6 separate regions of the Homo sapiens genome follow, and regions 2, 3, 4, 5 and 6 are each linked to region 1. Evidence: chromatin loops called from intact Hi-C (ENCODE). Cell type or tissue: A673. All regions are shown on one strand. Region 1 has its middle 170 kb from the start of TTC39B. Region 2 overlaps FREM1 (FRAS1 related extracellular matrix 1). Region 3 has its middle 31 kb from the start of TRH-GTG1-6. Region 4 has its middle 140 kb from the start of FREM1. Region 5 holds the start of LOC105375980 (a long non-coding RNA gene). Region 6 overlaps FREM1 (FRAS1 related extracellular matrix 1).

What was found. Peaks named below come from ENCODE experiments on the same cell type or tissue, not always from the same donor. Only the 100,000 strongest peaks of a DNase experiment are listed, where the experiment ranks them.
Region 2: a loop joins it to region 1, with 3 times the contacts of the local background. A loop is called at or near these places in 10 of 110 quality-filtered maps.
Region 3: it touches region 1 in a loop (6-fold over the local background); 10 of 110 quality-filtered maps call a loop at or near these places.
Region 4: a loop joins it to region 1, with 3 times the contacts of the local background. A loop is called at or near these places in 5 of 110 quality-filtered maps.
Region 5: a loop joins it to region 1, with 2.6 times the contacts of the local background. A loop is called at or near these places in 3 of 110 quality-filtered maps.
Region 6: it touches region 1 in a loop (2.7-fold over the local background); 17 of 110 quality-filtered maps call a loop at or near these places.

What each region holds. Positions count from the first base shown.
Region 1 is chr9:15,133,179-15,138,178 of GRCh38, forward strand. No RefSeq gene overlaps it. Among named protein-coding and RNA genes, the nearest start is that of TTC39B, 170 kb to the right of the region's middle. In A673, a CTCF peak has its summit at 2,191 (motif pointing left); a DNase peak (open chromatin) is centred at 2,153; H3K27ac peaks cover 830 bases.
Region 2 is chr9:14,767,019-14,772,018 of GRCh38, forward strand. It overlaps FREM1 (FRAS1 related extracellular matrix 1), which reads right to left. Exons shown (of 37, transcript NM_001379081.2): 26 at 3,587-3,788; 27 at 2,706-2,850. Among named protein-coding and RNA genes, the nearest start is that of CER1, 47 kb to the left of the region's middle. In A673, CTCF peaks have their summits at 1,677 (motif pointing left) and 2,395; DNase peaks (open chromatin) are centred at 1,653 and 2,343.
Region 3 is chr9:14,462,581-14,467,580 of GRCh38, forward strand. It overlaps a transcript of NFIB not described here. Among named protein-coding and RNA genes, the nearest start is that of TRH-GTG1-6, 31 kb to the left of the region's middle. RefSeq lists a silencer at 3,871-4,165. In A673, a CTCF peak has its summit at 3,077 (motif pointing right); a DNase peak (open chromatin) is centred at 3,071; H3K27ac peaks cover 556 bases.
Region 4 is chr9:15,044,338-15,049,337 of GRCh38, forward strand. It overlaps the pseudogene CLCN3P1. Among named protein-coding and RNA genes, the nearest start is that of FREM1, 140 kb to the left of the region's middle. In A673, no CTCF peak of the experiment used is centred here; a DNase peak (open chromatin) is centred at 3,004; H3K27ac peaks cover 2,979 bases.
Region 5 is chr9:14,990,578-14,995,577 of GRCh38, forward strand. LOC105375980 (a long non-coding RNA gene) reads right to left here and starts at 2,618. Exons shown (of 5, transcript XR_929491.3): 1 at 2,572-2,618; 2 at 1,952-2,177. It also overlaps the pseudogene LOC389705. In A673, no CTCF peak of the experiment used is centred here; DNase peaks (open chromatin) are centred at 2,724, 3,084 and 3,504; H3K4me3 peaks cover 3,361 bases; H3K27ac peaks cover 4,630 bases.
Region 6 is chr9:14,844,413-14,849,412 of GRCh38, forward strand. It overlaps FREM1 (FRAS1 related extracellular matrix 1), which reads right to left. Exons shown (of 37, transcript NM_001379081.2): 7 at 4,253-4,361; 8 at 1,548-1,679. Among named protein-coding and RNA genes, the nearest start is that of FREM1, 64 kb to the right of the region's middle. In A673, a CTCF peak has its summit at 2,551 (motif pointing left); a DNase peak (open chromatin) is centred at 2,549.

The DNA of each region.
Region 1 (5,000 bases):
TAACTGAAATGGTGTTGGGGGTGACCAAAATGACTATAATAGTCTCAGAACCAGGGATATTGTGAAAAAATTAGAATTAACCTAAAAATTGTACAATAAATGAGATTTGAGTCAAAATACTCTCTAATAAACACTCTAATAAAATATGACATTTCCATTGAAAGGATGGCAAAATTAAGAATAGGGAGAGATTACAGTGATGAAAAACATTATTTTGTTGTGTAAATTAGAAACTATGTTTCTAATCCTGAAGATGTCTGGCCTTGGAGGTAGGTGAGTCCAACAGGAATTATTCATTTTCAGGTAAGATACCAACGCTTTAGGGAATACATTCTTCTATATAGAAGGTACAAATGAGAGAATACTAGAAAACCATCCTGAGAGAGGGTAAACAAGAGGATATTAGGCATTTGTTACTCCTGGGATGATACAAAGCTCACATGATAAATGCCACCTGAAGAGCACGAGAATGCAAAAGCATACACAGAACTGAGGATTCATGGAATGGCCCCAGAACGGACCTTGTCCCATTGCAACAAGCACTGAAATAAGACCAAAAGAGGAGTTTGGAAATGTTTTGAGTCACCAAATCATTATTAAAAGAAATGCCTGGTACCCCACAGAGATTTCTTTGAAGAGCACAGTGTCTATTTAGAAGTAGATATTTCTATTTGCTTGCTAAAATTCAGTCTCTTTTTTTTATATTACACTTGAAGATGATTTGAGGGAAAAGTAATATTTATTAAGGGTTGCATGATCCAAGGAAAATTTCCCACAAGTAAAATGCACACTGGTGACCCAAAGTTCTGGAAGGACACAAGAAAAGGAGTGCACTAATTTTCCAAGCAAGATGCCTTAGGAAGTGGCAACAAATAATTAAGATGTGAACTCGGGACCGGGCGCAGTGGCTCATGCCTGTAATCCCAGCACTTTGGGAGGCCGAGGCGGGCAGATCACCTGAGGCTGGGAATTCTAGACCAGCACGGCCAATATGGAGAAACCCCATGTCTACTAAAAATACAAAATTAGCTGGGTGTGGTGGCAGATGCCTGTAATCCTAGCTACTCAGGAGGCTGAGGCAGGAGAATCATTTGAACCTGGGAGGCAGAGGTTGCGGTGAGCCAATATCGCGCCATTGCACTCCATCCTGTGCAACAAGAGTGAAACTCCGACTTAAAAAAAAAAAAAGATGTGAACTCGGAGAAAGAGTAATCTCAAGTACAATAATGCCTGTGTCATCACTCCAGAAAATGTATTCCAGAAATGTCTGTATGCCAAATGTATCCATGTTATGTGCCAACTTCTCCATGTCAGAACACAGCCAATTCTCAAATATTTTTTTTAAAGGACAGAATTCTGAATAATATACCTAATTGTTCATATACCTTTGTTTTCAATTAGCAGTCTAGCCTTGGGTTTTTTGTTTTTTGGGTTTTTTTGTTTTTTAAATTCTCTCCTTCTCACTATTGTTAATGATAAAAACCCCATACAAGGCTGGGCATGATGGCTCAAGCCTGTAATCCCGGCACTTTGGGAGACCAAGGTAGGCGGATCACTTGAGGCCAGGAGTTCGAGACCAGCCTGGGCAAAATAGTGAAACCCCGTCTCTACTAAAAATACAAAAATTAGCCGAATGTGGTGGTGCACGCCTGTAATCCCCGGTACTCGGGAGGCTGAAGTGGGAGGATCGCTGAGCCTGGGAGGCAGAGGTTGCAGTGAGCTGAGATCACGCCACTACACTCTAGCCTGGGCAACAGAGTGAGACCCTGTCTCAAAACAACAACAACAATAACAAACTCCATACAAAAAGTTTACATTATTATCATCTTGTAAAAAGAAAAAACCACATACTCAAATTTTTTTTAAATCTTGATTTCTCCCAATTCTTTGAGGGGAAAAATACAAAGAGGAGCATTGCTTTGATATCTTCTGATCTTCTACACACAAGGTGGCTGGGAAACGGAGTCACTTAAATAACAGCTCAGACTGCTTTCCCTCACAAAACAGAATAATAGTAGGAACGTTTCTGTGCCTCCAAGAAAGCAAATGTTTCTAATTAGTGAATAAGCTCAGCAGCGGTAGCTGCTCTGGGTATCAGCGCCTCTCGTTAGGGGCTCTATCCTGTTGACAAGCTAAGCAACAAAATCGCCTGAATTCTGTTTGTGAAGGTTGCCACCTACTGAAGAACATGCAGTACTACAGCTGGCTTCACGGGGAAAGAATGCTAGGGGAGTAAGGAAAAAGCAGTTGGTAATCCTGGGAGCACGAGGAGTTTCCACGCCAAAGAATTCAGAAAGGGGGTATGAACCGACCTGGCAGGGCACAGCTACGGGTACGGGAGGGGTGAGTCTGGAAGGCTTTGTGTAGAGCAGGTACTTAACTGTGCCTTAAGGAGTCTTAGGGTTTGGCAAAGGAGTGAGGGTTTTATACAAAGTGGAAGCATTTGGGGCTCAGACACCGCAGAGAGAAAAGCCACCATAATGACAGGGTCCAGAAAGCAGATGTCACTGGCTGTAGAAGATCGTCTGCAATGGAACTTACGGGAAATGCGATTAGATACTGAGGGCCTTCGATTGATGAATTAGGACTTCTATTAAGGCCTCGGTAAACGACCCTTAATTCAGAACCAACGGAATAGGGAAACAGCTCAGTTAGAAATTACTGCATGGATTGCACACCTTTTTTTTTTTTTTTTTTTTTTTTTTGACAGGGTCTCGCACTGTCGCCCAGGCTGGAGTCTGCAGTGCAGCGGCAGGATCTCGGCTCACTGCAACCTCCGCCTCCGCCTCCCGGGTTCAAGCCATTCTCCTGCCTCAGCCACCCGAATAGCTGGGATTACAGGAGCCCGCCACCACGCCCAGCTAATTTTTGTATTTTTAGTAGAGACGGGGTTTCACCGTGTTGGCCAGGCTGGTCTTGAACTCCCGACCTCGTGATTCGCCTGCCTCGGCCTCCCGAAGTGCTGGGATTACAGGCATGAGCCACCGCGCCCGGACTGCACACCTCTTGACTCTTTGGAAATTGCCTCAAAGGAAACTTCAGAGTAAAGATTGAGATGAGAACTTTACAGGTAACCTGCACCCTGGGCAACCACCCTCCTCCCAGCACTCAGAGCTACAGCAGCCATGGCTACCCCAAGATCTGTCAGTATTGGAGCCCCAACCCTGCCCCCCAGGACACCAAAGCCTACAAAGTACCTCAGTACTTCACTGCTTAACAAGTAGAACATCAACTGTGATACTAAGCAGCATTGATTAATGATAAAGATGACCCTTGGTTGGTAAATTGCATCTGGACTAACCAACTCCATTTTGCTTCTAACCACCAAGCTGTCCTTGTTCATTCCTGGGCATAGGCTGAATTAACTTTGAGAGGAACCTGTTTATAGTTTATAGTTTAAAACAAAGATGATAACAGGCTTTTCCCAGGGAAAATCTCCTTCTTGCCTGGGGACTAGACCGCCTTCGCAGGACTAAGAAATTAGCCACAAGATTAGAAATTTCGGTTTAGGAGTCATGCAGCTGGAGGCTACAAGATTCTGACACTACCTAAGCTGCTCCTAAGAGCAGTGCTTGAGATGTTTTGCAGACCCAGCACTTGAAGGATCAGGTGACACCACCTGGACCAATAAACTGGCTCATCTGATCTTGTGCCTCCCACCCAGGAACTGACTCAGCACAAGAAGACAGCTCGACTCCCTATGATTTCACCTCTGACCTGACCAATCAGCACTCCCGGCTCACTGGCTTGCCCCCCAACCACCAAGTTGTCCTTACAAACTCTGATCCCCAAATGCCTGGGGAGACTGATTTGAGTAATAATAAAAGTCCAGTCTCCCGCACCACCGTCTCTGTGTGAGTTACTCTTTCTCTATTGCAATTCCCCTGTCTTGATAAATCGGCCCTGTCTAGGCAGCTGGCAAGGTGAACCCACTGAGCAGTTACACTATTAAGTTGTTAAAAAAAGTGTTTAGCCACTGTGAAGTTTGAGGCCTCCAAGCCATGTGCCTGCCTAATGTGTTTTGCCTCTCCTTGTACCACATCTGTACTGGCACAAGAACTCACACTGAAAAGGAATGCCTGATGCTGCCCTGTAGATGCACTGTGGTTCCTGTCTGACACCTTCCACGGCAGCCTGGGCCAAATGCATCCTCTGATAGTCTTGAGTCTCAGTGTTTAATTGATTCTAACAAGTCCCCCTTATAGGCATTGCAGATACATAAACACACATTTATCTATCTTTACAAAAAGTGAATCATCCCATAAAGTCTGATTTGGAGTCACTTTTACCACTTAAAATATCATCGCCATTTTTCTGCTGTTAAATATTCTATATTATTTATAATAATTGCATAATATCTATTATGAACATATAATTTACTAAACCTGGTATTGAACATGAAGACTGTTTTTTTTCCTTTTTTTGTTTTTTTTTTAAATTTCAAACCACACTTTAAGAAATATGGGCTGGGTGTGGTGGCTCATGCCCACAATCCCAGCACTTTGGGAGGCCAAGGTGGAGGAGAGCTTGAGCTCAGGAGTTTGAAACCAACCTGGGTGACATAGCAAGATGCCGTCTCTATAAAAAAGAAAGAAATACATCTGAGCTCAGTGGTTCATGCCTATCATTCCAGCACTTTGGGAGGCCGAGGCAAGAGGACTGATCACTTGAGTTTGAGACCAGCCTGGGCAAGACAGCAAGATCCTGTCTGTACAAAAAATTTAAAAATTAGCTAGGCATGGTGGCATATACCTGCAGTCCAAGCTACTCAGGAGGCTGAGGCTGGAGGATTGCTTGTGCCCGGTAATTCAAGATGGTATAAACACCCATCAGGTTCTTCCTGATCACTGCACAAACGAAATCAATTCACAGAGACTATGGCACCGCAGTAAAGAAAGAGTTTGACTGATACAGGGCCAGCCACACCTGGGAGTGGGAGATGGCGTCATTCAAATCAATCTCCCTGAGCATTTGGGGGCTAGCAGCATTTTCAAAGGTAG
Region 2 (5,000 bases), 370 kb before region 1:
AGATGCTTTCATATACGTTACACATTTCTTTTGTTTTTCTAAACAAATTGTAGTATCGCTCCCATTTTACAGAAGAGATAACTAAGGCTTGAACAGTTACTAGATGAAGGGCAGAGCCAAAGCTCAAACCTTGTCCTCTAGCTCCAAGTTCGGTGGTTTATTATCTATAGTATAAATTCTAGTGTGTTAGATACGAAGTGCACACTAATATAGAGATCTATAATGTACATGTTAAAAAATCCCACTGAACTTTAAGGTCCTATATGAGTAAGTATTCCTTCTTTCTTGCTTGGGTGGCCAATGTCTGAAGAGAAAGAAGAAGACAAGTCTGGTGTTCCATTCCCTTCAGGCCAGATTAGCACAGTCCTTAAAATGGGCAAGAAGTTCTTCAGTGTGCTGAGAAAAATCATGCACTCTAAAGCTGCATTTCCACTTAGAAAAGTCACTTTCTAGCTCTGTCCTCAGTTTTCTCATCTGTAAATTTCAGATTATGATGGTACCTGACTCATAGGTGGTTCTGATGATTAAATGAATAGCAATGAAATAGAGCAAACACCAATTATATTGCAAATGGCTGTAATTTATATTGTACCTGTAACTACGTTCTGCCTGGCTGTCTTGGGAAGATGAACCACTATTCATAACCTTGCTTTTTACTGGAAAATTGTGCACCTAGTTCCAATAACATCTGCTTACAAATGGGGTTGAGGACAACTATACCGTTCAAAAATGATGATGATAAATGCTGAGTAATTTTACCCCCCCATCGCTTATAAAGAAAATAGCCTAATATATGTCAGAACCAAATAAAACTTCTCTCTATATTACCCCTTGGTAGGCATATGCCACAGCATTTTGTTCAGTCATGAACAAATGAACAAATTACGTCAAGTTGAACTGGAAACATCTCCAGCACAGACACATGAAAGTTAATAGCCAACAAAAGCAGGAGGATATTTAAATGGCCTCATTTAAGGTTATAATTAAATTAAGCAAATTTTGCTGTAATTCTCATATGAATTTGAGAGTATATTTAAAAATATAAATCATCTTCCAAAAGCAATGTCCTTGATAGTGACAAAGATTGAAAGGGGCTATGGGTGAAGCAGTATCAGCCTAGCATCATTACTGGGGGAAGAAAATCCTCTGTCAGCTACACTGCGCTCACACATGGAGGACAAGAGGTGAGCATTAGGTCAGTAGCAAGTCTGATCAACATTCCTATGTTTTCTTACTTGAATTATTTTTAAAATGTTAAAAAAAAAAAGTGAAGTCCACGTATTAACATTTTTGGAGCAGGTTTTTTTTTTTTTTTTTTACATTTTCTTGAGAATTGGAAGATATTTGTCTGACATTGCAAGTACTTGACATATTTTCCCATAAAGATTGTGATCCTGGGAATTATTTGTCTTAGGCAAAGACAGTTTAATGGGTGGAGGTCATATGTTTTACATTTTGTAATCTCGAGATTACATTTTAATATCACGGGCCAGGTCTACTTTGCTCTAACCTATTCCCCAGCTCCTAGTACTGTGCACCTGGCATATAGTAGCCACTCGATAAAAGTCTGTGGAGTTAATAAATCTGGGCCAGGCTCTGCATTTTATCGAGGCAACGGAGTGGGACGCTGGGAATGTGTTTTGCTAAGAAAAGGAGGCTAGCTTTTTTCTGACAATGACTACTGTGACCTCTGCTGGTCAGATTTTAGAACTACAATTCAGGATCCAAAAGAAAATGCAAGAATTCTGAAGACTGCAGAGGAGTTTCTCAGCTTTCTTTTCTTAATCTATACTCCATCATAAAAGGAGTATAACAGAGCACAGAGCTGTATCACTTATGATGCTTAGTATGACTAGGATATGGTGACTACTAAAACAAGGATAAGTGAACAACTTTTCTTTGGGGTTTCTGGGAGGGTATCAAAAACAAACAAACAAAATGAACAAACAAACAAACAAAAAACAGCACAGTACCAGAATAACTGGACTCTGACCGACCTTTCTATGACTATCTGTTAGCTGGTAAGATATTCAAGGTCTACATTCAAGAAAAGTCTAGAGTAGGGACCCAGTCAGTGAAATTGCTGTGGTCTGTTAATCTCGTTAATTTTGAAGATTTGTTACTCTTGCTATTTTGAGGGTCATACCCTTTATATACCTTCCAAAGTCTAGTTTCCTCTTTACATTATATTTGTCTTACATGGGATAAGTTTATCACCTTATAAACATACTGTCAAGTAATTGTAATTTTCTTCATAAGAGAAAGAGAAGATGTTTGGCTAACTCTTCTTGACTACCTCATTTCCCCGACTGCAGATATTTTAGAAGGCTATAGTTGCTAACACGGTCCTAGAGTGACCTCTTGCTGCACAATTGCTACATGAACCTGCAAACTCAGTGTTGGATGCTAGTGAATTGGTAAGACAGAACCCTCCCTGTGTATAAAAGTGTGTACCTTGACATGCATAATATGAACGTCAACTTAGCTTTTTAATGTTTCTGTACTCTGTAAAGCTACTGGCTTTCCTATTTTCAAGCAGTAATAAAAAGAAAATTCATTCTCCAAAATAAATTCCATGAGCTTGTGAAATGGTCTATTAATTTATCTTCTTGGGTTCTGTTTTAAAAAGAACATTTCACTTTCCTAATATTCAGATACATTATGGATGTAACATATAGGACTACTGAATAAGCAAGAGAATTTACATTTGAGGAGTGGCCGAGTTCCCTGTGGGGTCCATGATTTGAAATTCCACGGTATCTGAATTTACTTCCAAAGATGGGTTTATGATGTAAAGAATAGTCTTACTGTTTAAGTCCTTTTGGCTAAATTTCTCATGGATAAATTCACCTAAAAAAAGAAATAAATGAATATCATGGGTAATCAAACAAAACATTAAATAAAAGCTAATAAAATTGTATGGCTATTTTATTTTAAACACAGCTTTAAAAAACAGCTAAAGTACATTTTAAAACAAGAAATTAACATTACTGTAACTATCTTAAAACTCAAATGCAGCGAGCTTAAATTAGGCATTAAGTTGACTGCTTCAGAAATATTTGCCTTAAAAAAATGAAAATAAAGAGAAGGAGAGTAGAAAGATACAGTAATAAAAATCTGTAACTTGGTGCCATCCTGTTTAATGATGTATTATGATCATTGTGCTCATAAAGTAGAAATAATATACAATCCAGAGAATCCATTAGGAAAAAAACCAAGAACTTTTAAAAAAAGATCTGACATCATTTAGAGTCATTTAGAATTCATGACAGAATAAAAAATTAGTCACAAATAGGAAATTTGGTCCTGATATTATGTTCCTTTGAATATATTATAATCAGCTGTTGAGAAAAAAAATATAAATAAACAGTTGTATATCAGTATTTGGTTCTTCCAGTCAGGATAAATTTAGGAAGGCTCAGCTTCAAACCCTCTTTAGGAGCAATATTGATTTATAAACTGCATCTATCAGTAAGCCCTGGGGAGTGTTTACCAAATGGGCCTGCACTTAATTAAATTACTCTCTAGCCCTGCCAGCCACTGGGTATTTTAAAATGGCAATTGTAAGGATTAAGGAGGCCAGTACCTGTTGTTGTGTTCTCCAGATGTCCATGTTTTGGGCCTTGTAGAATTTTAAAGATGATCTGATCGTCCTCAGTGTCAGGGTCTGATGCCTTCAACACGCGGGAAGTGATGTAAATCCCGTAGCAGCCATTTTTCAGGAGCCCCACTTGAGAAGGGGAATGCAAGAGTGTGATACGAGGAGCTGTTTTGTCCAATTGGTCTACCTGGATCATCAACAATGACATAAAATGTTGTCCAAAGGCCCCTCACCCCCATGCAACGTTGGGCTTTATTGGTTCAACAATGACACACTGTCCCACGTTTTGGATTCCTTATACTCCTCACTAGTGGATTCCTGCTAAAGACAGTCCTGTTCACAACAGCCTCAGCAAATATCACAGTGCTTGGAACAGAGGCCAATTTTCCACTGTAAACCTTGACTCCACTTTATCAATTTGTCTATTGCTTGACTGCCACTTAGGATACAAGTTCCGAGAGGGCAGGCGTCAGGTCTTTCACCGCCATGGATTCCCTGCACTTGGCACAGTGCCTGAACCATAATAGAAGCCCAGGGAATGTCTATTAAATGAATACACTAAAATTGACCCAAGAATTCTAGAGCAGACTTCATGTTAACTCCACAGAAGAACTTCTCCTATTTTCCTGGTATTTAGTGATTTACAGACACAAAATTGTGAGGGTTTACAAATATATAGAAATTTTTTTGGCATGTCTTTTTTCAACTGGCAAAAATGTTGAATAAAAATAGAGATACCTCAGTAAGGAAAAAGTGAAAGGTGATTATTTCTAGACATTTGCATATTTCTTTCATTGAAGATGAGAGCCAGGTAGCTGAACAGGTGGACCAGATTTGTGAAGATGGTGGATGACATCTTCACAACCTACACTGTAGGTTCAAACACAACAAAGGACCTCGTTCAGTCTGTACGGAGCTCAGTGCATCTTGCATTTGCAAGATGACTGTTGTAGGTTATGGATGGAGCAGGTTTGGATGGATTAGAACAGATCCACCACTGATACTAGAAAACATGTACAAGAATCTTCATTCCCCTCACTCCTAATCTCTCGGTTCTTAATTTCATTTACACCAACCTGATACTACTGTAAATCTTAGTTTGCCCTAGCAAAGTAAAGAATTCTTGTCAATGATAAGACCATGTATATTTTTGTGTATTATGATACAATGAACTACTCTGTAGCTATTCAAAAGAATAAGGGAGAAAATGAATTGATGATGAAAAATTTCCACAATTTTGTGTTAACTGAAAAACCCTAGCAAGTTGCAGAATAGAATTCGAATATAATTATAATACTATTTTTGTTAAAAATATATATTTATCTATACATAATGTTTGTATAGACATAGGCAAAAATCTGGGAGCATTTGCACAAATGTGTTCATTTCTTTTGGGGTG
Region 3 (5,000 bases), 670 kb before region 1:
CACCGTATGGTATTCTTGAATCCATCACTGGAGTCTTCCAGAGTGTGAGTAACCAGTAAGAGAAACACAGGACTATCGAATTCTTATCTCTGGGTTTTAGAGTTCTTAGTTAAAGTGACTATCAATTGGGGGAATTTTTCATAGTTAAAAGTGAGGCGTTCCTGACCACAGGGACTATGGGGCCTCTAGGCTCATATAATAGGTGTTCCCATTTATTAGAAAGTTCTGGGATTCTAGCACAAGGCCATAGCCAATCAGTTTACTGTATTAATTATGCTGTTAGTTATTAACATGTTTTAAAGTTATGCAACACTTCCCAAAGGCAGAGACAATGTCACATTCATTTGTTTCAAAGGCTGATTGTAGTGGTTCCTGTGTGCTGAATATGTGCTTCACGAATGTTACAATGTTAATATTCAAACAATGGTAGAGTTTTCACAAAACACAGGGAAGCTTGTCCATAATAAGTTCAATTTAATAAAATTTAATAATAAACAACTATAACATTTAATAAATACACATGAGAATTAAAATTCAATTAAATAATTAAATCATAAAATAATTATTTTGATTGTTTTATTAATTAATTATTTTATTATTTTATTTAATTGAAATAAGCTTAATTTAAATAAACTGCCTATGGTAATAGCAAGAAAAGCTGCAGCTACCCAGCAATAAATGTCAGAAAATATAAAAGACTTTATGGGCATAATTACTAAAAAATATAAAAGAAGAGTTGGATAAATGGAGAGCTATACTTTATTAGATGGAGAGATTCAATATGTAAAGATGTCAGTTCTTTATAAATTAATTTCTAAAGCCAATACAATTTCAATGAACATTTAACAGGATTTTTCCCTTATATATTTAACAAATATCCTAGGAAAAAAAAGCCGTTTCTGTCACCCATCAATGTCAGGATGGTGATGTTGTTAATAGCAAAGGAAATCTCTAATTCCTCCCCTCCTTGCAGAGTGGCATCGTTAAGTGAATTTTCCCCACATTTTATTAAAATCTGCATTTTCTGGGATGTAAGATGCTATTCGGATCATTTACATGACTGAAGTCATTTGATTTTCTTTTTTTTTTTTTTTTTTTTTTTGAGACGGAGTCTCTGTCACCCAGGCTGGAGTGCAGTGGCGCAATCTCGGCTCACCGCAAGCTCCGCCTCCCGGGTTCACGCCATTCTCCTGCCTCAGCCTCCCGAGTAGCTGGGACTACAGGCGCCCGCCACCAAGCCCGGCTAATTTTTTGTATTTTTAGTAGAGACAGGGTTTCACCGTGTTAGCCAGGATGGCCTCGATCTCCTGACCTCGTGGTCCGACCGCCTCGGCCTCCCAAAGTGCTGGGATTACAGGCGTGAGCCAGGGCGCCTGGCCTCTCCCTGCTTTTCTAAAAACACAATCTACGATGGGGTCTGAGGCTGCTTGTAACATGTAGCATTTTTACAGTTGGAAATTCTGAAATCAAGAAAAGAAAAACCACTTTCTCTCCAGCCCTACCGCTAGTGACTGGCTGTGTCTCTGACTGAACCAAATCTGGTAGTAGACAGAGAAAAGAAAAATGAAAGGAATAAAAATTGAAGATAGAGAGACCAGGATGATAATCAAACAATGCCTTACGTTTATGAAAAGTTTTCATTTCCACTATCTCATTTATGTATGGTAAGAATCCTCTGAAATGAGCTGGGTATTTTAATTCCATCGATTCAGCTTATCGTGCAGGTAATGAAGGAGGTACAGAGACCTCAAATTGTAAACCCAGTGCATGACATAGATATATTTTATTATCTCTTAGGCAGTGCTGTGTGTGGAAGGAGCCAGGCTTTCATCCAAACCTAGACGGTGCACATTTTCAACATGGAAAACATTAGGGAAGGCTTTATGGTGGTGGTAAGAAGTGGGCTTTGAACAAAAACAGAACCTGAAGTGTTGGAGGAAAAAGGGAGGGTGTTTCTCATGAGAAAACAGGCACACAGACCTGAAGTTGAGGAGGAGAACAGCTGATGGAGCGTAGCAAGGAATTGGCCTCAGGGGTGAGAGCTTAGGAGGAAAGGATCACAAGAATGATGCCAGGATGGAGGAGGTGGGGTGCTTGGCCGAGACCCCCCAGGGCCCCTTGGAGAGCTGTTCTGATGGACCAGAACCCTAAAGATCTCAGTGGGACGGTCAGCATGCTTTGGGACCTGACTGACCTTGACTCCTTTCCCACTTTGTTACTTGCTGGCTGAGCGACCTTGTGAAGTTATTTATCTTTTTGTCTCCAATCCCTCCTGTGAAAGATGGAGTTGTATTTCCCTATACAACTATTGTGAAGAATGAATGAGTTAATGAATGTGACACAGTACCTGTCATGTGGAATGTACTCAATAGATATTATTATTATTATATGAACATGGGAGTGCCATGATGACAGGCTACAAGATAAATGAGAACAGTCAGTTAAATTTTAAATAACCCATTAAGAATATTGCTTGGTTGGGAAACCAAATAATCTGTCATAAACAAGATGTGCTTTGCAAAGGCTTCACTGTAGAGACCTTTGTAGGACCATGCAAGATTTGCTCTCATTATGGTTCATATGATCAGAATTGGAATCTTAAAATTACCTTCCACCCCCTTATCCTCATCCCTTCAAAAATGTAAATGGAAGCATTATCTCTGAGCCATCCATCCTGGAACCTTCTAATGTTCTCTTTCCAAAAGAAGGACTGGGAAACGTGATGGAAGCTCTTGGAGTTTCCATTTAGGAAGAAAACAAACAGAAAGAAATCACACAAATTCACACTCAAGTGCTACTCTAAATGGGAAGAACATATTTCAAAAAATAAACACTCTGTTTGACTAATCAGAAGGAAATCTGCTCTCTGAATTCAAAGGCCTCTGCATAGATATTAACAACATAGAGAGAAGAAAATGGCTCATTAATGATTTATGAAAATTGTTGTCACCGTCAACCAAAGCATATTTTGTGATGAATGAAATGACTTGTTACACACACACACACACACACACACACACACACACACGCCCTACCCCCTGCAGCTATGGGCCCTTCTTGGCTGTCATAGTGTGAATCACCACTCGAGGGAGCCCAAGGTTCTCTGGTCCTGGGCTACCTACAGTCACCAGGATGCAATGGAACATGTTGGGGAGACATGTCCTTCTGCCACTCTACTGCAGGGTGGACATTTGGGGCCGAGACAATTCTTGGTGTGGGGGCCCATCCTGTGCACTGTACGATGTTAAGCAGCATCCCTGCACCCTACCCACTAAATGCCAGTAGCAACAATACTCCCTCTCCCAGTTGTGACAATCGAAATGTGTCCAGACAGTGCCAAATGTCCCCTAGGGGACAAGCCACTGCTCTAATGAAGCTCATGGAGGTCGTAGGCCCCCAACACTTTGGTCTCCAATAGAAAAGCACGGCAGGACTGAGAGAGAGTCGAGTCACCAGCTGTATTTGTCTCACTCTCCTGTGAGCGGCTTAGTGAGAAGCAGAATGCAGGAAGGAACGATCCAGTTCCCTGATGGCCTCACGGGTGTTCGGAGAGAGCCCGCATCTCAGCCAGCCTTTATGAAGAAAGGAAACACTGTCAAGGCCTGTCTGGGATGGTGCAAGCTGAGGCAAGGCCGTTATCTTCAGCAGCTCAAATGATTAGTTAATTATTCATTACTATTTGTCATAAAACCCTGAAGGTCTGCCAAGTGGTAGTATGCAGGCAATACTAAGGCAGCGGACGTGTCTTTTCTTATTTTCCAGTGAAGATGAGGCATGGAAAGACTGGGCTGCTCTGACAGCACACTCTGCACTGGCACTGGGGGTGTGCAGATGGAAGGTCTAGGAACACGGCACTCTGGATCGCACCATCCTCTGGGCTCTGCGTTTGACATTCTCCCCTCATACTTCCCACTCTGTTGGCTTCAGAGATCATGAGGCCAGAGGAAAAAGCAATGGAGGCGGGTGCTTCCAGCCTGAAAACAGTCGGAAGCTAGGAGCTCCCGTCTGTCAGCCTTCCCTCCTGCTCTCCATAGCGGTGGAACACAGTCCTACCAGCAAGGGGCCTTCTCTGCCCTTTCTCCTCTCTTCTTTCTCCTCTGCCCCCCAGGGTCTGCTTTGTGGTGTCTCCTCCCTCTCTATTCTTCTTTATGTCTGCCTTTGTTATTCATTTTAACCAGAAACAAGTATATGGTTTATGGTGGGGGAGCTGGGGCTGAGGAGACTGGAGACACAGTGCAATTTGCCCCAGATTTTGAAAACACCCAAAGGATGGCCTGGCTTTTAGCCCCACTGAAAGAAAACCAGACAGGCTGACCTCTATTTGCCTGAAAACAAGCCAAGGCTGGGGTTAGGAAATTAAGATCTAGAGTCCCAAAGATTCACCATTCCAGGACCACAGCTGAGGCTTCACTGCTATGCTGTGCGGGAGGGGGCTGTGAGATCCCGGCATGCCAGGGCAAGAGGGCAGGAGAACCAGCAAAAGTCAGGCTTCGCTCTAATGAGAGAGACTTCTAGGTTTCCCTTCGAGGTGTTGGGTGGTGGGGGAATAGTGGCTGTTTCCTTGACAACTGTCATTTAGAATCCAAATAGAGTTCATCATTTGATGAGTTTAGGGCACCACAGGCTGTCCTGATGTGAAGAAAAGGCTATTCCGTGCTAAAGAGAACTGGCTTCATTTTAATCCTTGACCTCCACCTTACCTGAGTCACTGAGAGCTGTTCCTCTTCCCAGCACAGCCAGCACACAGGGTCTGGCCAGGTCACAAGTAGATCCAGGCACATCAGCAAAGTTATTAAGAAGCCTATAAAATTTGGGGACGCATGAGTGGGTGAGACAGTGATTAGAGAAGCCAAGGAGAGGATGGAAGAGGATGAAAATAGGCTTAGGGCTGCCAACTAAGCCACCTGTGACTGCTGGTCTCATTAACAGCTCTTACTGGGGTGAAGGGATATCCTTTGTCCTGGTGCTATAGGGTTTTATAAACTGTTTATCCATTCAAT
Region 4 (5,000 bases), 89 kb before region 1:
TCCAGGTTGGAGGGCAGTGATGCAATCATAACTCACTGTAACCTCGAACTCCCAGGCTCAAGGGATCCTCCTGCCTCAGCTTCCCGAGTAGCTAGGACTACACGCGCAAGACACTATACCCAGCTAATTTTTGTTTTTTTTGTGTAGAGATAGAGTCTCCATATTTGCCCAGGCTGGTCTCAAACTCCTGGGATCCAGCGATCCTCTGCCTCAGCCTTCCAAAGCACTGGGATTACAGGCATGAGCCACTATGACCAGCCGGTTTTGGTTTCCTTTGGTCTCAGTTTTCTCTAAAATTTTATGAATATAGTGTCATGGATATTCTCCAGGTACTTTAAAATATATTTAAATCCCAACTGTATTTACCTAATGATCATACAAGACACAGGATTTATAGTGTGTCTGAGCTAGGCACTTTGGATGAAAATAGTGATTTTCAAAGTACAGTCCACGGACACCTTGGAGGATCCCTGAAAACTTTTCACACTATAAATCCTGTGTCTTGTATGATCATTAGGTAAATACAATCATACTTAGAAGTATACATTCAGAGACATTATCAGTATTCAGGCTGGGATTTAAGTGTATTTTAAAGTGTGGTACCTGGAGAGTATCCATGATACTATGTTCATAAAATTTTAGAGAAAACTGAGACCAAAGGAAACCAAAACAGGCTGGTCATGGTGGCTCATTGCTGTAATCCTAGTACTTTGGAAGACCGAGGCAGAGGATTGCTGGATAATACTGTTTACAAAATAATACAAGACATTATGTGCCTTTTTCACTGTGTTAACATTTTTACTGAAAATGCAAAACCAATGGCAAAACTGCTGGCTCCTTAGTAAAAATCAGGCAGTGGCACTCAAATGTACTGGCAGTCATTACATTCTTGACTGCCATGCTTTCCAGTAAAATTAAATAAATAAATAAAATGCCAGTTTCAAATAAGAGCATCTTTGATGAGGAGTAAAAATTGCTACACCTCAATCACTGAGTATTTTTAATATTTTGTGTGATGAGAAAAGAACTATGCATAAGTAACTATGCAAAACTATACACGTCTGCTGCATATGGAAGCATGAGGTTATGTCCTAAATAAAAGCACTTGTATAATTTATTTGAGTTGCAAAATAAACTAGACACTTACATGGAATACCATTTTTACTTGAAAGAGTGACACCAAATTATGGTTTTTCAAATTTGGGAATTTGACAGGTACTTTCTCAATAATGAAACCAAGTAATCCTGTCCTTTTTAAGTAAAATAAATGTGTATTTGTTTCCAATGATAGAATTTGAGCTCTCCAGTAAAAATTAGAATTTTAGGAAACTTGTATCTATCACCGTGAGGATGATAGGTTCCCAATACTTACAGACTTTTCTGAAGAGATCAAAGGTAAAATTAACAAATGTGATTTTTAAAATATTGTATTATACAATAAAGGTGTCAACATTTAAAAGATCCACATAAATCAGTGAATCAATATTTTCCAGATGATCATTGCATAATGTTACGAAATCATATATTCCAAGTTCAAGGTTCAAAATCAATGGTTAATGTAACAGGAGACAAAGTTCATTGGTGCAGTTTCAAAGTACACCTTACAACTAATCTTTAAGAAATGAACGCTTGTCACTTTAGTGTAGTATCAAAGAAGAATATTTGCAATAATCTTAAAGACTATTAAAATACTCATAGCTTTTCCAACTATATTATCTGTGTATAAGGCTGACTTTTCTTCATAAACTTCCATAAAAGCAACATATAGCATATTGAATGCGAAAGCAGATATGAGAATCCAGCAGTGTTTTATTAAGCCAGACAACAATGAGATTTATAGCAAATGTAGCGCAATGTCATTCTCTCACTAAATATTTTTTGAAAATATATTTTTGTAAAAATGTTAGTTATGTTAACATGTAATGGGTTTTGTTACTGTTATTTTAAAATGAATTAGTTTTTTTAAAAAAGTCCTCAGTTTTAGTGTCTAATATGGTAAATATCTGTTGATAAAAACCACGTAAACCAAGGCTCCTTGGAGGTCTTCAATATTTTTAAAGAGTTTCAAGGGGATCTGACACCAAAAAGTTTAAGAATCACTGGATTAAAGCACTGATTTCATGTACTGTATTTTTACATATGCCCTAAAGGTATATATCATCTGATGAATCTCAGAAGCTCTACCTTTCATAAATAATGTAATGTAATTTCAATTTCAGGTTTCACACACGTATACATTAATATGGAAGCTTATAATTAATTTGTGTAAATAGTCATTTTCATTGACAAGTAAATTTCCAATACCAAAATTATGTAGGGCCTTTTGAGATTTGGAATTTTATTTTTCAAAAAGATTTTCTACTTTGGGAGGCTGAGGTCAGCGAATCACTGGAGGCCAGGAGTTTGAGACTAGCTGGCCAACATGGTGAAACCCCATCTCTACTAAAAATACTAAAAGTAGCTTGGCATGATGGCACACACCTGTAATTCCAGCTACTTGGGAGGCTGAGTATAAGAATCGCTTGAACCTGGGAGGCAGAGGTTGCAGTGAGCCAAGATTACACCACTGCACTCCAGCCTGGGCAACAGAATGAGACTTGGTCTCAAAAAATATACACATTTTTTATTTTTTTAAAAATGTATTTTGTATAAAAACTAGCCAGGCATGGTGATGCACGTCGGTAGTCCCAGCTACTCAGGAGGCTGAGGCAGGAGAATTGCTTGAACCCAGGAGGTGGAGGTTGCAGTCAGCCAAGATCACGCCACTGCACTCCAGCCTGGGCAAAAGAGACAAGAAAGAAAGAATGAAAGAACGAAAGGAAGGAAGGAAGGATGGATGGATGGAAGGAAGGAAGGAAGGAAGAAAGGAAGGAAGGAAGGAAGGAAGAAAGGAAGGAAGGAAGAGAGGGAGGGAGGGAGGAAGGGAGGATTGATTTTGGATTACATTAGCAGTAGGTCACAACCACAAACAAAAAGGATCCAGAAATTGTATTTTTCTACGTTAAAGGCATTTTTTTAAAAAACACTTAGTGAATCATTACAACACTCAATAAGCCTTATTTGGGATCCACGCTGAGAAATATCTCAGAATCGAATACTGGAAAAGGGGATAAAAGAAAACAGTAAAACCCCACAAAACTATAAGTAGATTTCTTCTTTTTCAATAGGTAAGAGTTATGCAATGAGTTTCCTTTTTTTGCCTTAGCTTCTGGGCTGCTCAGAATCAAAAATCATGCTGACCTCCATATCTTGGACTGGGCTTGTTCTTTCCCCCAACTCCTGTGCTGTATTTTTCCCTTTCCCTTTCCTTCTTATTTTGTCTTCTTACTGTATTTCCTTGTTTTTTAGCTACCTGAAATCCCTTCTGGAAATATATGGGGTATAAGTAAACTAAAAAAATTTAACACAGAAAAAGAAAAAAACATGTACCACCTATGAAATGTAGACATTTACTTATATTAAATGTAAACATATTTTGGCAGCCTGAGATCATTGACAGAAATACATTATTAAATGATCTAATTATGCACTATATTTTTTAAAATTACTAAAAACACTTACCCATCTATGCCTTTCTCTGTCTTTACATTTTTCTTGCACCCAGTCAATAGTATGGAAATCATCATATGTACCAACACCTGGAATTGGTTCATCCAAAAGATCCAGTAAATGTGTAGAACTGTTAATGCTGCCTCCATTTGTCATTGTATAATGAGTTCCTACAGAGGAAAAAAGGAAAGATGAATATGTTTTAGAAGAGACAATAGTGAGCTATGTGACCTGAGAAGTTCATTAAGTCATACAGAAATAACATCACTTGAAATCATTTCAATTAGAGAAAAATGTTAAGAAAAATTATCCAAAACTTGGAAATAAGGCCAAAAGATTATGACATGTCCCTTTAAAGTAAAACCCAAATATCAACAATTAGCCTGCATAATAGTCACCTAATGCTCTGGAAAATTTTAAATGACTATTTACTACTGATTAGGAAATAGATTCTGTATAGAAAATGATTTGTAAAAGATAAATTGAAAATAGTAACTTTTATCTGCTAAAATGCAAATGAATTCTGTCCAGTAGAAAAAATAACCCTTAGAGTTGTGGTTTTGTTTGTTTTTGCCCTGTAAGAATTTGCTTTCTTTCACTGATGATATACACTTAGTCTCATACATGCTCCTCTGAATCAGCCTTGTCATCAGGCTGGTTCCCTCACTAGAGTAAAATAAATCTTGGCTCATGTTCACTATATATCTTATATGAGTATCACAGACTTGAGAAATGTATCAGGAAGGACATTAAAAGATAGCTCAAGAAAAAGAAGTACAAATGGCTTTTAAATATGAAAATAAGCTCAATCTAACACATAAAAAGAAATGCAAATCAAATCAACAATATCATTTTCCTCTATCAGATTAGTAAAGATAAAGTGTGTGAATGCATGAAGTTAGCAAAGCTATAAAGAAAGAGGCCCTATCACAAAATTAGTAGTTTGAATATGAACTGGAATAATCCCTTTGGGAAGGTAAAAATTAACAAAATTTAATATACACAGAGCTCTTCAATCTAGCAAGTTCACTTCTAGGTTTTTTTCTTGCAGCTAGACTTGCATAAATCCTTGAATAAATCCATAAATTATGCACAATGTGGGCAGAACATCTTACTATGTGCTATAGAAAGAAAACAAAAACATATTAATGCCAAAGTGCTTATAATCTAAAACAGGTTGGCAAAGAGCTAGAGTAAATATTTTAGGCTTTGGATGCCACACGGTTGCAACAACTCAATTCTGCCATAGTAGCACAAAAGAAATCATAGATAATATGTACATGAATGAGTCTGAATGTGTTCCAATAAAACTTTATTTACAGAGCAGGTGAAGGACAGGATTTGGCACAGGGCTTGTAGTCTGTCAATCCCTGATCTAAAGTCTGTACAGCAGACTTTACAACTGAAGACTTTATTAAGAATTTTTTTTGTATAAATAGCACTTTTCTATA
Region 5 (5,000 bases), 140 kb before region 1:
TTTTTTTTTTTTTTTTAGACAGAGTCTCACTCTGTCACCCAGGCTGGAGTGCAGTGGTGCAATCTCAGCTCACTGTAACCTCCACCTCCCAGGTTCAAGTGATTCTTGTACCTTAGCCTCCCGAGTAGCTGGGACTACAGGCACGTGCTACCAAGCCTGGCTAATTTTTGTGTTTTAAGTAAAGACTGGGTTTCACCATGTTGGCCAGGCTGGTCTCAAACTCCCGACCTCAAGTGATCCACCCTCCTTGGCCTCCCAAAGTGCCGAGATTACAGGCATGAGTCACCATGCTCGGTGGAGAGTTAATTTTATGTGTCAACTTGACTGGACCACAGGATGCCCAGATATCTGGTTAAACAATATTTCTGAGTGTCTGTGAGGGCCCTGAGTAAAAGAGATTACCCTCACCAATGTGGGTGGGCATCATCCATTTCGGGTCTGAATAAAACAAAAAGGTAGAGGAAGGGAGGATTCACTTTCTCTCTGCTAGACTTCTTGAACTGAATTTTTGATCTTTTCCTGCCCTCGGTGATCCTGGTTTGCAGGACTCCAAACTCGGACTGGAATCTACACCATCTCCAGTTATCAGGGCTTTAAACTACAACATGGGCTTTCTGGGTCTTCAGCTTACAGACAGCAGATTGTGGGGCTTCTCAACCCCCATAATCACATGAGCTAATAGATAGATAGAGATATAGGTATAGATATAGATATCTATTCATTCTCTGTTTCTCTGGAGAACCCCAACTAACACAGGGCATCAGTGCATATAATGAAATTACTAAGTCTCCCAAACTCTTTCCCGCATTGGGCTCCAAGAAGGCTATATATTCTCAAAGCAAGTAATTAGAAGATTACTCTCTAGAAGAAAATAAACAGCTGGTCCTTGCCCCACCATCTTACACCTTGTCCCACCATCTTACACCTTGCCCCACCATCTTACACCTTGCCCCACCATCTTACACCTTGTCCAGCAGTGAACAAGCCTTGCCTATGTCCCCAAAGCACCTTTTTAGAGCATCACTTTTACATATAAATTGACAGCAGGGATCACTACACAAGATGAAGAACGCCTCTAGCAGAAACGACAGGGACCAAATATAAACAAACAAACAACCAAAAAAAACTCAAAGAATCAAAATCAATGCAGAGTTATGTAGAAAGTATTTTAAAACTCCTATAATTTACATCTTCAGAGAGTAAAGGAGGTATATTCATGAAACAATAATGTAATGCTATAAAAGAACAGAGAATAAAAAGGGCACTTAGAAATGAAGGTATAATAAAAGAAATAAAGTAATCTGATAATCATTTGTCCAATTAAGTTGAAAAAGTCACAGAGAAAGTAGAATAAAAAGATGAAGGGATAGAAAATAGGACAGACAGGTAAGAAAAAACATCAGCCAAGAAGGTCCACGATCTAAATAACAAATTTCAAAAAATAAGAGATAAAATAAGAGAGGGCGGAAAGAAACGATCAAATAAATAATACCAGGAGAATCCCCATAACGGAAGAACATGTGTTTCAGGATTGAAAAACTGATCAATAGGAATGAGAAAAGACCCATAAGAAAGACACTCGATTGTGTCTTAGAACGCTGGGTATAAAGAGAAGATCCTAAAGCTTCTTGAGACAAAACAAAACCGAAACCAAAGCGGGTTACATAACAAGAAATTTAGTGACCTGAGAAGGAGAAGGAAATGCAATGACGTAGAGTTTCTCAACAATTTTGGAAGCTAAAATATTGTGGAGCAAGCCCTCCAATATTCCGAGTGAAAGTTATTTTCAACCTAGAACTCAGCCAGAATAAAAACAGTTCCAGACCTGCACGCTCTGTGGGAAAAAAGACCTGGAAGCAACCTCCCTCAAGGAACTATTGGCGGATATGTTCCACAACATGAGGCTATATAATCAAGAAAAAGACACAGACTCAGGAAATAGGGAACTCACCTCAGGAATGAGGAATAAGACCTTCCCAGGATGGATGTGAAGGAGACCCAGGACATCAGTTGAGAGCTGTGCCTTCCAAATTTTGATGTGCATAGGAATTACCAGGGGATCTTGTTGCAATGCAGACACTGATTCAGTAAGTCTGGGTAGGGCTTGAGATTTCGCGTTTTTAACAAATTCCCTCAGGATGCTGAGGCTGCTGGTTCAGGGACTACACTTTGCATAACTGGGGTGTAGAGAAAAAATAGTCCGAACTGTACCAAGAAGACGATGGTACAGAGACAGAGACAGACAGACACTTATTTCCTTCTGGGAGATCATCGGGAATGAATTAGTGTAAGTCAATAACTGTATAGTAGGGGAGGGAGAGGGATGGAGGAGAGGGAGAAAAGGATTAATGTTTTAAGTAAACACAAATGAAGAAAAAACAAGGAAGGGGCTGTACTGAGGGCAGCCGCATACATCCAACCTTGCCTCTAGTAGACACCTGAAGAGGAAGGTTGGACCACCCTAACGGATTCAGATTCAGTAGTCTGGGGGGGTCTCTGGAGTGACCCTGGAAGATGCTCCAAAAAGCCTAGAAGCGGACCACAAGGACAGAAGACGCCCCTTCCCCATACCCAGCAAGGGAGTAAGCCGGGCCTCAAAGCGCCCGGCGCCAGGTCTCAGGGGGCGGGGCATGGGCGGAGCCTTTTCCCTAAATTGGCGCGCCCGAGCGGCGCTGGGATTCGCATTGGAGGCTTTTGAACCCGGAAGCAGTTGGCTGCTCTCGGAAGCGGCCGCGGATCCGGGAATTCGGCTGGCGCTGCAGCTGCAGAATGGTGGGCGGTGGCTGGAAGCGCAGGCCCGGCGCGGGGGCGGGGCCGCAGATACTGCCAGAAAGGCTGTGGGGGCTACGCAGGTGGCTTTGGATGACAGCCAGGGTACCAGGAGGCAGCGCGTTTCATTCATGCAGTGACTATTAAGCTTGCTGTGTGTCCGGGGTCTGCGGTTTGCTGCGGGGACCCTGCCCAGGTCGCTGTTTCGCGCTCTGTAGGGGATTGGACCAGGAAAGTAGCGCCTCTGCATTTTCTGCCCAGCTCCTCTTGGCGCATTTCCTGGGGAAACGGATTAAGCCAACCAACGTTTCATTCATTCGCCCACCCAGATAGATTGGGAACCGATTACATACCAGACATTGTGCGGGGCCCTGCGGATTTGGGGTCAACCCGCCTGCCCCTTCTCCATGTAGAGCCTCCGGCCTGGGGAGGAGGGGCACAAGCGAATATGCATTCTACTGTGACTTTTTTGTTTGGGATTATAATGCTGGTGTGTAGAAAGTGCTATGGAAACACTGAAGGAGGATTTAACAAGTCCCAGGGGGTGTTAAAGAAGACTTTTAAGACAACTCTTTGAAAATGGGTTTTGAAGGCAGAGAAGAGTCTGAGACGTAAAAGTGTAGGAGATGTTTGGGCATAGTGGAGCGTTCGGCTTGGCTGGAGCCAGAGAAATGGGAAAGTAAGAGGGACCTGATCATAAAAGCACTATGAGAGGGGAGGGGGGAAAAGTATGTGCATTATCTCATATTTTACTACGATTTCGGAAGTTCTGTAACCACTACAGTAGCAATAAGGGGAATCAGACAGGAAGGAAGTGCCATTGTGATAACTAAAGTTTTAGAAAACTTAGTCTGGCAGTGTTATAAATCGGATAGGGTGTGAGACATTCTTGGAGGGCTTAATTAACTAGTAAAGGGCCAGTTGTATAGGCATTCTTCATATTGGGTCATGCATTCTAGGAATACCAGGGTAAAGGAGAAATGCAGCCTCTGAAGGGGACAGCTGTCCTAAATTCTAGTTGTTAGGGATATGGAGATGCTGAACTAGTATGTGAGTTAAGGCAGAGCTGAAAAAATTCTCTTTGAAGGTTCAGTGAAGAACTGCTTTGGTGGCGTGAGGTGCTTAACTAGAAATACAATAGCAGAAATGAAGGCGAGTCTATAGAGGCTATAACCATAATGGCCGGCATTTGCATATTATGTGCTAGGACTGTTCTGTGTATTTTTACATATAATAACTTATTCCTTGTAACAACCCTATGATAGAGGTACTGTATGCCCTTTTTGCAGATGAGAAAACAAGGCACAGAGAGGTTAAGTAACTTGCCTAAGGTTGGAAATCAGCTGGAAATCAGTAGGGTCAGGAGTCAACCCAGGCAACCTAACCATTAAGCAAAACTGCCTTTCAGCAAGGCAGATTAAGCCTTTTCTAACATCTTCAGTTGGAGCCAGTCTTTGAAAGTCTGACCAAAGACAGTTATAAAAACAGAAGATAGGATAGCTCGGGACTTCATATGTTCCTACTGTTCTATATTTACAGTTGGAGAAGCAACAGGAAGTGGTTGAGAATCTGCTGTGGAGCCAGACTTAAACCTGAGTTTAAATCCCTTCTCTTCCACTTCCTAGTTAGGGACATAGGGAGGTTAACCTCAGCAGCTGTAAGATGAGGTTAATAGTATCTAGTGCATGAGATAGTTGAGGATTAAATGAGTTAATTCACAGAAGGTGCTTAGAACAGTGAAATAGCACAAGATAAGTTCTCAATAAGTATGACTTACTACTTGTTTTTACTATTATATTATCTTTACTATTACTATTTGCTATTGATACTCACTTTTGGATTCATTTTTCAACAGCCTTTTTGTTCAGCGTCATTCTTTTTTAAATCAGATGCATTATAATCCTTGGCACAATAAACTGTTACCATTGTTCAATTCATGATTGTTTTTGAGCTTATTTATGTTAAGTAATATAACAAACACCTGTGAACCCATTGCCCAACCCTAAAACTGAAACAGTAGTTCTACATCTACACATGTCCCTCTCCTCTCCCTTCAGCCTTCTTTCTGTCACTCATGTTCAATGTAGCTATCCTGAATTTTGTTTTCCCTTGCCTTTTAAAAATAGGCTCATCTCCTATGAATGTATACCTAAATAATATTTATTTTTAGTTTTTGAAATTCATAAAAAGGCTATCATGCTGCATATAATCAAGAACTTTTTTCCTCATTA
Region 6 (5,000 bases), 290 kb before region 1:
TGGGGTTTCACCATGTCGGCCAGGCTGGTCTTGAACTCCTGACCTCAAGTGATCTGCCGGTCTCGGCCTCCCAAAGTGCTGGGATTACAGGTGTGAGCCACTGTGCCCGGCCAGAGACTTACAATTCTTAATGGCAGGTGCACCCCATTATTCTCTTCACACCACGTGGCTGTGTTAAAGACCTTAGAGGAATAAACGATTTAACACTGTCTTGACCAAGATCCACTTTATGCTTCTTCCTCACTACCAGAATCCTAGTTGTATTTGGCATAGCAATATGGTCATTTAAAAATACTCAGGCTTCCCGACTTGCTTGCACTGAGGAGTTGTATGTGACATAGTTTGATAAAGAAATCTAAGTGGAAATTGTTGTATTGTGCTCCTAGGAAAACTTGTTAGATACAGCAAACTTAGATCATGACTTCTTTCATTGTTCCTTCTGGGTCTTCAAGCCTCAAATACATGAAGAAAATAACTAATTTTCAAGCCACTACACTTGGATTTCTCTTACATACAAGCGAACACCCAACCTGACTGGTATACCCAGATTTAAACTGGCCTCCCACTGTCCTGAGATTAAGCAGGAGGATTTATCATACATTTATTATTTTGTTTTTGATTCCAGAATTCCCTGCTCACAAATGATGGTGAGAGTTATCTTTCTGCATTACAGTTAGGGAAACTAAGAAGATAATTGAATTAAATCCTCTGAGTTCATTATAAGGAATGACTTATTTTATCATAAAGTGTAAATATTACTTTTATTAGATTATTACCTTGTTAACTATCATCCCATAGAATTATAAATTTATTTCTTTTAAACCATGACAACTACTACTAATAACATAACATCATTATTACTAAAGTATTAATTAAGCATTAATTTTTCTTTTTCTTTTTTCTTTTTTTTGAGATGGAATCTTGCTTTGTCACCCAGGCTGGAGTGCAGTGGCGTGATCTTGGCTCACTGCAACCTCTGCCGCCCAGGTTCAAGCAATTCTCCTGTCTCAGCCTCCCAAGTAGTTGGGACTACAGGCGCCCGCCACCATGCCCGGCTAATTTTTGTATTTTCAGTAGAGACGGAGTTTTACCATATTGGTCAGGCTGGTCTTGAACTCCTGACCTCAGGTGATCCACCCACCTTGGCCTCCCAAAATGTTGGGATTACAGGCGTGAGCCACTGCGCTCGGCCTAATTTTTCAATATACTTCTTTGAAGCAGAGAAATAAAAAACATTCTGTCCTCCAACTGGGAAAAAAATAACTAGTTAAGGAGTATACTTACAAGAAGCCATGCATGGCATCCAGAAAGCAAAACTGAGGTTTAAACAATGAGCCACGTACAAGGTACCATTCATAAATGGTTAGACATTGATCTGAGCATTTGAACACAAAAGTCAATGATTTCAAGATCTCCAGATTTTCTGCATTTGACAATTTCATTGAGAAATTGGGCCCAAGAGATGCTACATATATCTGTTAAATATATCTACTTTTGAAGAAAATACTTTTGGATTCTTTGCTAGGTTACCAAGTTGGATCATTCACCTCTTAAAGTCAGCCATCCATGCTGCAGGCCACCAACGGTGACTAGCCGGACAGCACCAATGTCGTCATTGTCGACAACCTGAAACTGTTCCCAAGTGATGGCTCGAGACTGCCCCTCAAGGAGACTCAGACCTATGAAAGAAAGGAGAAAAGGGTGTTGGTATCATAGACTGGATAAAGAAAATGAGGCACATATACACCATGGAATACTATGCAGCCATAAAAAATAATGAGTTCATGCCCTTTGCAGGGACATGGATGAAACTGGAAACCATCATCCTCAGCAAACTAACACAGGAACAGAAAACCAAACACCACATGCTCTCACTCATAAGTGGGAGCTGAACAATGAGAACACATGGACACAGGGAGGGGAACATCACACACCAGAGCCTGTTCGGGGGTAGAGGGGAAAGGGGAGAAAGAGCATTAGGACAAATATCTAATGCATGAGGGGCTTAAAACCTAGATGACAGGTTGATAGATGCAGCAAACCACCATGGCACATGTATACCTATGTAACAAACCTACACGTTCAGCACATATACCCCAGAACTTAAATTTTTTAAAAAAAGATAAGAAAAGGGTATTGGCAAGTTCTATGACATGCCAACGTGCCTGCTTAAGAAAAGATGAGTGAATTTCCACTCATGAAACCATCTGAATATTGCATCTATAAAAGCTTTTCAAGAAACTGGAATGTAGCTTTTATTTTTAGTACTATTTTTATTTTTAGTACTATTAACTCCAATATTACAACAGATTACAGATAATCCTGAAAGGGAGCAGAGCAAGCTGGTCGAATTGCAAGGTAGCGTGCTGCTGGACTTATCTTATGCTTCTCTCACATCTGCCAGCTTCACCTGCCATCCCGGCCTCGACCAACTGACTGTTCTCTAGCTGCAGCCGCCCCATGAGGGTTCCCAGTCTCCAAAATTGTAAAGCCCTCCTGCCACCACTGCCTCATCTTCTGATGCAGCCGGCTACCTCCACTGCCCTCTAGTGGCGGCAGGACCAACCTTGTGGCTGATCAGGCCCTGCACCAGGGGACCCAGGAAGTGTGTGCAATGGCTGCTAAGAGGGGCCAGATAACACAATCTGGGCATGTGGGGAGTTAACAGCCAGTGAAGTAAACTTTAACCCATTAAACACAGGAGATGGGAAATAACTGACCATTAATAGATTGTTGACCTTTTCCCAACCCCACTTCCAACTCTTACCAGACACAGCAGTTGCATCTTCTCCCTGGAGACATCAACACTGCAGAGCAATCTGCTTTATCTTATTGTAAAGCTGTGACACCAGCTCAGCCATGCGTTTTTATTTGCTTCTCCCCTTACTCTTGCTTTTAGTATAGGGTTAGTACATCTGATCTGCCTCGGGGTCTGTTTTCTAGGGAAATTGGGCTAATACATATATAAAGGAGAGGGAGAGAGAAAAAGAAGGAAGGAAGGAAGGAAGGAAGGAAGGGAGGGAGGGAGGGAGGGAGGGAGGGAGGGTGGGAGGGAGAAGAAATGGACAGAAGTGCATAAGAAGAATCTCTGTGACTGGCAATAAGGGTTTGGAAGCCAGGAGTGCATAGGACAAGGCATCACGGAGCACAGCAGAGGAACAATCGAGAAGCCTAGAAATATATACAGCAAAATATTAACATTGGTTATATCTTCACGGCGAAATAATAATTTTAGATGCATTCTCCAAATTTCAACGATGGCACAGATCAAGTTCATAATAAGCAAACATTTATTTTAAAAGGGATTCTGATGTTCAAAGCAGCCAAAATGACATTGAGCAAACCTGGGTGTCACCGATCACACATACACGTACAGACTATTCCATCTCTACACTCAGGCAGGAGCCCATGCAACATGTGATTATTCCTAAACTTTAGGTTACTGATTCCATCTTTTCTCTCATTACCCCCTTGACAGAGGTACAGTAGGATGTATAGCCAGAATTATAAATCAAGGCTGCTCACCTGATGTTCTCTATCTCTGCTGAAACTCACACACATACAAACACATATCTATGTGTACACACACGAGGCAGCTCGTTTAAGCTGCCACCTGAGGATTTAAATCAGACACAGATATTTTTTCCTTAATACTATCTACCACCACTGCTTATAAGTATGTTTCAAATGGTATTGATGGGATCAGTGAGAAGGAAAAGATCTCCATTTACATTCCACATTTACATCTGATCAACATATACATATATATATCACATAAGTCCACTCAGAATTGAGAGGCATAGAAAGCCATATTTTAAAGCAGTTAAAGCTCTTATTTACATATTTTAGTTTCCATGCAGCCCAACATAAAAATAGACTATAGATTATAAAAGCTAAACCTTTCTCCAATCCCTTGGAACAATTTGAGTTGGAGATTTCAGTCCCACTACAGCTCAATATCACAAATAGTCAGTTTTTTGCTTCATTCAGTTGAAAAGTGTCCCTTTGTCTTATCTCCGGCAGAGGAAAGAACTTGGCCTCAGGACGCAGAAATCCTGGATTTAAATTTCTCACGCTGCCAGGAGGAATAAAAAAACAACAACAAAAGCTACTATGTGATGCCCTTAATCTGTCTGGGTTTCAGTTGCCACATGTATGACATAGGAATAAAACTACCTTTCTTTCCTGACCCATCTACTTTCTTGTATTCCCTTCAGGGCTATGTTGCTCTATGCCTTATATTGAGCTTTACCTGTATTCCAGGATACACGGGGGGCATTTGTATCTGCTGTTCTGATGGAGATGTGGACTGTCATAGGTGCACTCCTTTCAAAGAAGAAGTCGTATACCTCCAATTCTACCTGTAAACAAACAGAGGCAAAGGAGCCACACACTGAAGCGTTACAGGGTAAAGTAGCATTAATTCTGGGTTATACCCACACACAGTGGATTCAGTTTTCTGCGGGGATTCACATTTCTGCAGTTCCCACATCTCATTTAGACATCCTGATTTGACTTTTTCAGGTTCTAGATCTTGTTCCTTACTTTAACGGTATTTTTAAATTTTCTTCTACATAAAAGAATTTATTAATCTAAAATTGGTAATATGCTGGAGAAGTGTCTCTGCACTTGCTTAGGAGACCAACCCCTTCCCACATTCAGTCACTTAAATCTTTCTCAAAGGTGGAGGATCTAGAGAAGTGGTTTTCAACTAGGGGTGATGTTGTCCCACTACAGGACTTTTGGGAATGTCTGGAGGCATTTTTAATTTCAGAAGTCGGTGTGTGGGAAAATGCTATTGTCATCGAGTGGGTAGAGGCCAGGATACTAACATCCTACCGTACACAGGACAACCTCCCAAACAAAGAATTATCTGATACAAAATGGCAATTGTCGTACTGCTACTATCAAGAAACCCTGATCTAGAGACATGTATTTCACTAGACATATTTTTAAATATCTCAACTTTATTTGCTTTCATGAAATTCATAACTAATAAG